Linked DNA regions of Homo sapiens: region 2 is linked to region 1. The links are chromatin contacts, found by Hi-C or POLR2A ChIA-PET in ENCODE. All regions are on one chromosome and are shown on one strand. Each heading gives the region's core, a stretch centred on a gene start or an enhancer-like site at or near the end of the contact. The rest is flanking DNA. Distances are from core to core; before and after follow the strand shown.

Region 1 (6,438 bases), core at 3,356-5,855:
ACAAAAATTAGCCGGGCGTGGTGGTGGGCACCTGTAATCCCAGCTACTCAGGAGGCTGAAGCACAAGAATCACTTGAACCTGGGAGGTGGAGGTTGCAGTAAGCAACCTTGCTTACTACGGTGGCTGGATCCCACCACTGCACTCCAGCCTGGGCGACAGAGGAAGACTCCATCTCAGAAAACAAAAACAAAAACCAAAACCTAATAAATGCAGTTAGGAAACTATCTTAAAACACAAAATCCCCTTTTTTTAGACTGATTGTTTAAAAGATAAAGAAAAAACAGATCAACATGTTAAGAAAACCTAATTCAAAACGAGAGGAGTAGACTCGCCCTGCTTCATTGCACCCTTGACACTAATGGTCGATTTTTAGATAAACGGATGAACAATTTCTTTTCAATCACAACCAATCTGATCATATATAAGACTCCATTCCCAAGGCTCATCCTTCATAAACCCTCAGCAACTTGCCTAGAGATTCCATCATTTTTTATCCCCAGTCTTAGTCCCATAATTTTTCATTTTTATATTGGACTCCAATTCAAGTTCTAGTAAAATGTTAGAGGAAAAGGATAAACTGAGGAAAGGACTGTTAAACAAAAAGGATCCAGGGAAATTCTAAGCCTATCAAGATTGCAAAAGACACTAAAATTAGGAGAGGCACTGTCAGGAAGGTATCCTCTAGAGAGAAAGTCAAGAATGTGGCCATGTTTGCTAGTGCTGAAGAGATTAGGCACGTGACTCAAGGAGCTCTTCCACTATGCTCAGCCATAGCCAGTCTAGAAATGATATTATCTGGGAAGATACACATAGGACCTGCTGGTCTAAAGGTGTGAATCACTATGACATACATTCTGAGAGGAGGGCGATGGGAGAGGGGAGAGCTTCAAGCTACAGAGGATTATTCTGAGTCCTTGAAACCAAATGGAATTTGTCCTGCTAGATTTCAAAATGGTTGGAAGTGGCAACTCCTTCCTTCCATTTTCTCCCATTTGAAATAGAAATATCTGTAACTATTATCCTACATCTGTCTCGCCACTTTATTTTTGGAATAAATAACTTGCTTTCTAGTGTCACAAATTCACGGCAGGAGAATTTTGCCCCAGGATGTTTCATAACCAGAGTCTCATCCATATCTGTTTTAGATGAGGAGATTTGGTACTTTTGAGCTGATCTTATATGGATAAGATGTTGGACTTCAGCTAATGTTGCACGGTTTGAGACATTTGAGGATTTGGGGATGGGGTGCATGTATTTTGCATGTGGGAGAGATGTGAATACTTGGGGGCCAGAGGGCAGGCTGTGGTAGACTGAACAACGCCCCTCCAAAAGATAGCAACATAGTAACACCTGGAACCTGTGAGTGTTAGCTTACAACAAAAAAAGTAATTATGTTGGCCAGGTGTGGTGGCTCACGCCTATAATCCCAGCACTTTGGGAGGCCGAGGCGGGTGGGTCACGAGGTCAGGAGTTCAAGACCAGCCTGGCCAAGATGGTGAAACCCCGTCTCTGCTAAAAAAAATATAAAAATTAGCTGGGTATGGTGGCGGGCACCTGTAATCCCAGCTATGCAGGAGCCTGAGGCAAAGAATTGCTTGAACCCGGGAGGCAGAAGTTGCAGTGAGCCAAGATCATGCCACTGTACTCTCGCCTGGTCAACAGAGTGAGACTCCGTCTCGAAAAAAAAAAAGTAATTATGTTAAAGCTCTTGAGATGGGGAGATTCTCCTGGATTGTCTGGATTATCTGGGTGGGCCCTAAATGTAATAATGAGTGTCCTTATCAGATTAAGGCAGGGAGATCTGACACAGACAGAAGAGAAGAAGGCAGTAAGCCTGCCATGGTTTGAACGTCCCCACCAAAACTTGTGTTGAAATTTAATTGCCATTGTTAACAATATTAAGAGGTGGGGCTGTTAGGAAGTGATTAATGCCATTATCATAAGAGTGGATTAGTTATCACGAGATTGGGTTTGTTATAAAAGGGAGCTTAGTCACATTTTCTCTGTCTGTCTCCTGCACTTGCTTTTGCCTTTCATCCTTCCATCATGACACAACCCTCACCAGATGCCAGCGCCATGTTCTTGGACTCCTAGCCTCTAGAACTGTATACCAAATGAACTTCTATCCTTTATAAATTACCCAGTTTGTGGTATTCCATTATAGTAACAGAAAACAAACGAAGGCAATGACCATGGAGGTAGAGATTAGAGTGATGCAGCCATATATTAGTCCCTTCTCACACTGCTATAAAGAGCTGCCCGAGACTGGGTAATTTATAAAAGAAAGAGATTTAACTGACTCACAGTTCTGCATGGCTGGGGAGGCCTCAGGAAACAATCATGGCCAAAGGTGAAGAGGAAGCAAAGACTTTCTTCGCATGGTAGCAGGAGACAGAAATGCAAGCAGGGGAAATGCCAGACGCTTGTAAAACCATCAGACCTCATGAGAACTCACTGTCACAAAAACAGCATGGGGAAAACCACCCCCGTGGGGATTTGTAATCTGTGGGGATTACAATTCGAGATGAGATTTGGGTGGGGACACAGAGCCAATCCATATCAAGCCACAAGCCAAGAAATGCTGGCAATCACGGGAAGCTGGAAGAGGCAAGGAACAGGTTCTCTCCTAGAGCCTCTGGAGGACTACAGCCCTGCTGACAACTTGATTTCAACTCAGTGAAACTGATTTCAGATTTCTGGGCTCCAGAATTGTGAGAGAATAAATTGATGTTGTTTATGCCACAAAGTTTGCGGTAATTTGTTACAGCAGTCAGAGGGAATATGGGGTGATTGTAAGGAGTTATGTAAATTATGTTAAAGAACCTTTGCAGTTGTAAGATGCATTCATTCATTCAACAAGTAGTCGAGGCAATATAGAAGAGTAATTAAAAGCACCGACTTTGAGGCCGGGCGTGGGATGGTTCACTCCTGTAATCCCAGTGCTTTGGGAAGCCAAGGCAGGAGGATTGCTTGAGGCCAGCAGTTCCTTCCAGATCAGCAGGGACAACATAGCAAGACCCCATCTCTAAAAAAAAATTATTTTAATTAAAAATAAATAAATACATAAATAAAAGCACAGACTTTGGACTCAATTCTATCTTGGGGGTGAATCCCAGCTCTGTCACCCACTGACTATGTGACTTTGAGCAGACTGCTTAATTCTCTTGAGCCTCAGTCTCAACATCTGCATACTGGGGATGATAATAGTATTTAACTCCAGAGAAGGTTGTGAAAATTAATGGGAAGATGCACATAAAAGGCTTTGTGCTGGGCTCAAGGGCCATTGCTCTGTTCCTGCCCTAAGAGAGCTTGCTGTAATCCTGGGAGGATCTTAGAGAGATCAGGGCTGTAGGTGGAAAGCCCAGAGAGGAATGGGGACTTGTTGGAGGTACTAGGGATGGGGGTAGGGGAAACTTCTTAGACAAATTGACTTATGAGCTCCCTGATGAACACAGTGGGCCCTAATTACATACTCTTTTTAATACTATTATTATAAATATTATTAATATCAATGGGTAAAATATATTTCTGCTTCTTTGGTCTTTTAGAAAAAAACATATATGGAAGTGTAGAAGTGTTTTTTTTTGTTTAAATTTCTTTTTTAAAAATTTTTTATAGAGATGGGGGTCTCACTATGTATCCCAGATTGTTCTGGAACTCCTGGCCTCAAGTGATCCTTCCACCTCCTGCCTCAGCCTCTCAAAGTGTTGGGATTACAGGCATGAGCCACTGGGACTGGCTCATTGAAATTTTTCTTTCTTTCTCTTTCTCTCTCTCTCTCTTTTTAAAGACAAGATCTCGCTCTGTGGCCCAGGTAGGCAGGAGTAGCCAGATCATGGCTCACTGCAACCTCGTACTCCTGGGCTCAAGCTATCCTCCTACCTCAGCCTCCTGAGTAACGGACTACAGGCACACCACCCCACCTCGCTAATTTTATTTATTTTTTTTGTAGAGAAAAGAGACAGGGTATTGCTCTGTTGCCCAGGGTGGGGTGCAGTGGCATGATCATGGCTCACTGCAACCTCTGCCTCCCAGGTTCAAGTGATCCTCCAGCTGTGGCCTCCCTAAGTGCTGGGATTACAACCGTGAGCCGCCGCACCGGCCCAAATTTCTTACGTCACTACAGAGTTCCTAGGAAAAAATCCCATACCTGAAAAAGATAGAAACTGACAGGAAGGATTTGAGATGATGACCTGCTTCATATACACTCCTTATTAAAACTGGATAACAATGCACCACCGAGGAGGTGGGGAGGGATAGGAAAAATGAAAAGAGAAAATCAGCGCATGCGTACTCTGATTTGGGAAGACTCCAAAGAGAAAATCAGAGCATGCGTACTCTGAACTTGGAGTAGCCAATCCCAGGGGATGCTTTAGGCGGGAAAGTCAGAGTTTCTGCCTCCATTTTGAGAAGGTTCTGTCCCTAGAGCCTAGACTGATAGACCCCACATCAGCTTGGCTTGTCCCGCCTACTGTTCTGACTTCTGATTGGCCAGATGGAGTTCACTAACTGCCCTGATTGGTCCATCATCCTGGAGCAATGACATTGCAGAATATTTTCTCCTCCTCCAGCCACACTTTGTCACCAACTGCTGCCAACTCGCCACCACTGCTGCCGACCTCGCAACCACTGCTTTGTCTCTGAAGTAGGTTCTCTTTAAGGGACACCCTAGATGGGCTAATCGGGGCAGATAGAAAAGGAGGAAGCCTCTGTAGGGCCGTCAAGTGCTTGGGGTTCCGAAAATCTTGAGGACTGAAAGACAACTAATGCCTTTCAGGACGATCATCATGGAGGATCCTCCCGCCTCGGCCTTGGGTCTACAGGCCTGTATTATCCCACCCCTGTTTTTTTTTTTTTTTTTTTAGTAGAGACGGGGATTTGTTATGTTGACCAGGCTGGCCTCAACCGCCTGGGCTCAAGCAATCCTCCCGCCTTGGCCTCGGGACTACAGGCACGAACCACCCCACCCTCACTAATTTTTTTTATTTTTTATTTTTTTAGTACAGACGGTTTTGCTATGTTGGCCAGGCTGGCCTCTGCCGCCTGGGCTTAAGCAATCCTTCCGCCTCGGCCCTGGGACTACAGAAGTGCACCATCCTGCCCATGCTTTTTTTTTTTTTTTTTTTAGTAGAAACCAGGTTTCACTATGTTGGCCAGGCTGGCCTCAACCTCCTGGGCTCAAGCGATCCTCACACCTTGGCCTCAGGACTACAGATGTGTGCCATTCCGCCCCTGCTAGTTTTGTTGTTGTTGTTCTTTTTAGTAGAGACAGGGTTTCCTTATGTTGGCCGAACTGGGCTTGACCTCCTCGGCTCAAGTGATCCTCCCACCTCGGCCTCGGAACTACAGGCAAGAACCACCTCGCTGATGTTATTATTTTTGTTGTTATTATTAGTAGTAGAAATGGGGTTTTGCTATGTTGGCCAGGCTGGCCTCAACCTCCTGGGCTCAAGAGATCCTCTTGCCTCGGCCTCGGAACTACAGGCGAGCACCACCCCGCCCCCACTAATACTTTTTATTTTATTTTATTTTTTTTAGTAGAGGGTTTTTCTAGGTTGGCTAGGCTGGTATCAACCTCGTGGGCTCAAGCGATCCGCCCCCCCTTGGCCAAAGAGCTGAGATGTTATAGGCCTGTGCCACCGCCCCCAGCTAATTTTTTGTGTGGTTGTTTTTTTTTTTTTTTTTTTTTTTTTGTAGAGATGAGGGGTTTGCTATGTTTCCCAGGCTGGTCTCAACCTCCTGGGCTCAAGAGATCTGCACGCCTCGGCCTCCCAAAATGCTGGGATTACAGGCATGAGCCACTGCGCCTGGCCGATTGCTGCAAATTGAAACACCCCACATTTTCTCTAAGTGATGGCAGGCTCTTGTAATCTCAGAGATTCTAGCTCTCTTCCTTCTAATAATTTACAAATAACCCAGTAATAGCTTCTAAATCTGTTCATATTAGTGAAGGTCATTTCTCTTCAACAGAACAGAACCCCCCCATCCCTCTGCCTGATCAGATCCATCACCAGAAAGACCACGTTATGTCTGGGACTCACTTCCCTCCCTTTATTTATTGAGTGGGGGTGTCAGAACGCCCCCATTCAATAAAATTACACAGTCACGTCCCTGCCTCCCCAGCAAGGGTCTGTACATCTTTCAGGGTAAGCCTAGCCCCAGGGAAACTACTAACAACACTAGCCAACCCCCTCCCAAAGACTCAAGGCTGCTAGGAAACCTGTCATCCCCAAGCAATACTTCTCCCAGAGACTCCAGGCTCCCTGTTTTCATCTGACTTCTCTCCATGTCCTTACCCATGGACAGGTAAGCCCCGAATGGAGAAATGCAACCCCTAATTCCAGGTGACTGAGTGTGGCCGGGCTTCACTGATTTCTCCCTCCATAGGACCAAGGGTCCTGTAGCTAGAAAGTCTCAGGCTGTTTCTCTTGCAGGTG
Region 2 (3,769 bases), core at 1-2,500, 210 kb after region 1:
CTCAGAAACCCCCATTCAAGGTCCCCATTAGAGCTCAAACTGGCTCAGGAAATCCTTTTCCCAAGTCCTGAATCCCGTTCCTGGGACAGGGAGGGTCTCAAGGAGTCCCATCCCCCACCACCAGCACCCTCCGGAGCCTCCCACCCACACCTGAATTCACTTCCTGGGATCAGGGTACAAAAAGGACCTCCCCATACACGCCATTCCATTCCCCACTAGTGCTAAAATGTCTCCAAGGAACCCCGAGCCCCCTCCCAGGACCCCTACTCATATCTCAGGCCCCCAGGAACACCATCCCCGCAGCCCACGCTCCCTCCTCACCTACCTGCTCCTCTCAGCTCCTGAAGTGGCCGCAACTCAGACTCAGGTTCGGGCACCCTCTCGGCTGCCTAGGCTCCTGCTCTGGAGCGGTACTTTTTTTTTTTTCCTGAGAAGAAATGTTAATTTTAATTTCGTTTCCCTCCTTCTGGCCCTGGGCGGGGGAAGAGGTGGAGAAGGGGCGCCCCCTATCTGGACCCACTTGGAGGGAGACAGCGGTTTGTTTGTGTGTTGATGGTGGGGGAAATGGCCTGAAAGATTGAGGGTGTAGACCCACAGCTAGAGAGAGTGACAGGCAGACAGAGGGGATGGACTCACAGAGCAGACGGACAGCAGGATGGGATGGATGGCAGAAAAAGGTGCAGAGAGGAGACAGAGAGAGAGTAGGAGAACTGAAGTTACAAAGAAAGCAGGCATGAGAAACAGCACAGGAACAGACAGACCACAGAAGGGACAGAAAGACAGATGGGCGGGAGGAGGGGATGCTAGGGGAGCTTGGAAGACAGGCAGAGACAGGGAGAAAGGGACACACAGGCAGACTCAGAAACAAACAGGTGGGTAGGGATAGGCTCGTGGAAACACCTGCAGAAAGGCAACAGGCAATTGGGCTCAGTCATAGACAGGAGACACAGGCTGGCCAAGAGGTGGGGGACAGAGCCAGACAGCTCCCCAAACAGAGGGTAGGACCAGACACACCAGCTCAGAGAGATGAAGGGGCAGAGAGAGTGGTTGAGGCAGAGAGACTCCTGGAGGGACAGGAGAAAAGAGGCAGAGAGAGGCAGATTCAGGCAGAGAGGCCTGGGGACAGCAGGGGAACAGGTGCAGGGGTAGTAGCCAGGCTATTCCAGGCAGACCTCAGGCAGACAGCCTAGGCACGAGAGGACCCTAGATCTTGGGGGCCCCCAGAGGGAGGCAGGGAGGGCATTTGTGGCTGGGTGGGGAATGTGGACTGTGAACTCACACTGTCCGCAAACTGGGCGGGCACTGTAGTCCTGGACCCCACCCCAAGCGTGGGGTGGGGCTTGTCCAAGCCCTGAGAAGTCCCACTATCTGTCTGTCCGTCTGTCTTCTATGGGAGTCCGTCTGTTCACTCCCCTCCAGGCATATGACAGGCATGCCTGTCCCAGGCAAGCCACGTGTCCGCTACAGGATGTCAGGCAGGGTGGACTTGGGGTCTGGGACCACCTCGACTGGGCTGCTTGAAGCCCAGGTGGACAAGAGGCCTCTGTCTGGGCCCCTCGCCCGCCTGCCCACCCCCGACAGGGAACACAGAATTCCCGGAAAGGCCAGGAGCTGGCTGGGGCTTCAAAGCTGGCCTAGATGCCCTCACCCCACCCACAGTTGGAGGAGGACAAGGGATGGGGCGTTTACTTCCCCACAGCGGGAGAGAGACTCCTGCACACTCAGGAATCGCAGCTACACAACAGGACCCATCACAGCCCCATCAAGGGGCTCAGATACGGGGGCCAACTCGCCATCACTCACAGAGGTGCACAAAGACTCACAGCCACACAAGAGAATAAAGACTGACAGACATGAACACACACAGACTCACCACTGCACGTTAAGAGCAATGGCTCATGGGACAGTCACACACGTGGCCACACAGAGTGACGATAGTCTTACAGCTATCAATACCGACAGGCTCAGAGCCGCTCACAGAGAGCACAGACTAACACAGGGATAGGCTTGTGCCGATTTCCAGACACTCGAGACTCCTGAACCTCACCGCCCGTGGACCCACAGCCATGCCAAAGACAATCAACAGGCAAATCACACACACAGATTCACAGCCACACACAGAGCACACAATTACACACAGCTGATGACATTGTGTGTGGGTCCTGGGTCTTTCCCACACACACGATCCAGGTTCAGATGGCCCTGGATCTGAACCTGAATCCAGGTTCAGATGACCCTGGAGGCAAACTTCCAGGTTCAAGCCCTAAAATGATATCTCTGTGTATGTGAACTTGAATGTGCACTTGTGACCACATGTAACCACATACAGCTCCAGTCACAGAGAGAGGCACTCATAGGCTGACATGATTTTTGTACAAACAGAAAAGCCATAGTCTCCTTCTCTCTCTCTCTCCTCTCTCTCTCTCTCTCACACACACACACACACACAACTGCATTTCAGCAAATGGCTGCACACAGCCGTGTACACACACAGCTAGTCACAAATCAAGTCAGAAAAGAAACATATAGGGAAAGCATATACCTGCACACAAACACAAAGCACAGGAATGCAGAGTACGCTTACTATCGTTGCAAAGAAAAAATCCAGAAACCACACTGAAAGCTACACAAGGAAAAAACAAGAGAACCAGATAGTACTCATACCATGGCACCAGAAGAAACACCCCGAGGGCACACATACCTGCAGCCACTCGCTAAGAAGAGACACAAATACAGCAGCAGACACACAAAGAAAGATACGTGCGCATAGATACACATATAGGAGGGACAAGTACTCTGACACACTTGTCACCCACGACCATTACAAAGGAGACAAACACCCAAGCAACACACACACACAACAACATATAGATGAACTGCACCGACAGACAGTACCAATGCACACGGTTGCCAAAAAAAAAAAAAAAAAAAAGGTATGAGTTGGGCCGGGTGCAGTGGTTCATGCCTGTAATCCCAGCACTTTGGGAGGCCAAGGTGAGTGAATCATGAGGTCAGTAGTTCGAGACCAGCCTGGCCAACGTGGCGAAACCCCGTCTCTACTAAAAATACAAAAAAAATTAGCTGGGCGTGGTGGCGGGTTCCTGTAATCCCAGCTACTCGGGAGGCTGAGGCAAGAGAATTGCTTGAACCTGGAAGGCGGAGGTTGCAGTGAGCCAAGATCGCGCCACTGCACTCCGGCCCAAGCGACAGAGTGAGACTCCATCTCAAAAAAAAAAAAAAAAAAAAGCACAAGTTTGGCAGGCGGCCATAGACAGAACGCAGCACCAGGCAAGTTACATAGGAAGACGCAGGCACAGCTCACATACGTGTGGCTGTGGCTGAGAACGGGCAGGTGAGATACACTCAGCATATTCACACACACGTGCGCACACACTCCTGCCCAACCTCCTCCAGCCTCTGTCTCCTTTCCTATCTACTCTGATTTCTCTCTCCCCTCATACCCCTCCCCCACCCAGAGCCATTACACATCTGTGCTACCAGCTGGCCAGGGAAAGAGACACCTGTCACTAGAGGCTTTGACCCAGATGGCTAAAGGTCGGGGGGTGGGGGGGATGCAGGTATCCATATTTCAAGTCTGAAGTGTCCCGTCCAAATAACTAGCATACTTTATTTGGATTTAAAAAAAAAAAAAAAAGACAACCCCCCTCCCCTCTGCATCCATTCGCCGCCTCCCTGCCACAGCCTCCTGCTCTGATTGCTCCCCTTCCCTCCCAGGGCCTGCCTCTACTGGCCTTCCAACATGGACCAA

The links. Hi-C counts contacts between places; a loop is a spot of excess contacts on that map. ChIA-PET counts read pairs that join two places held with the same protein, here RNA polymerase II (POLR2A). Pooled maps may share reads with other maps.
Region 2: a map of K562 shows a loop between it and region 1 (4-fold over the local background). The contact joins the promoter of SLC38A5 here to the promoter of SSX1 in region 1. A Hi-C loop is called at or near these places in 1 of 168 maps with a recorded cell type or tissue (K562) and 1 of 50 pooled maps. POLR2A ChIA-PET finds 5 or more read pairs at or near these places in 1 of 52 experiments (A549).

The regions. Positions count from the first base shown.
Region 1 is chrX:48,250,787-48,257,224 of GRCh38, forward strand. It overlaps SSX1 (SSX family member 1), which reads left to right and starts at 4,606. Exons shown (of 8, transcript NM_005635.4): 1 at 4,606-4,646; 2 at 6,436-6,438.
Region 2 is chrX:48,469,010-48,472,778 of GRCh38, forward strand. SLC38A5 (solute carrier family 38 member 5) reads right to left here and starts at 1,251. Exons shown (of 17, transcript NM_033518.4): 1 at 1,173-1,251; 2 at 326-427.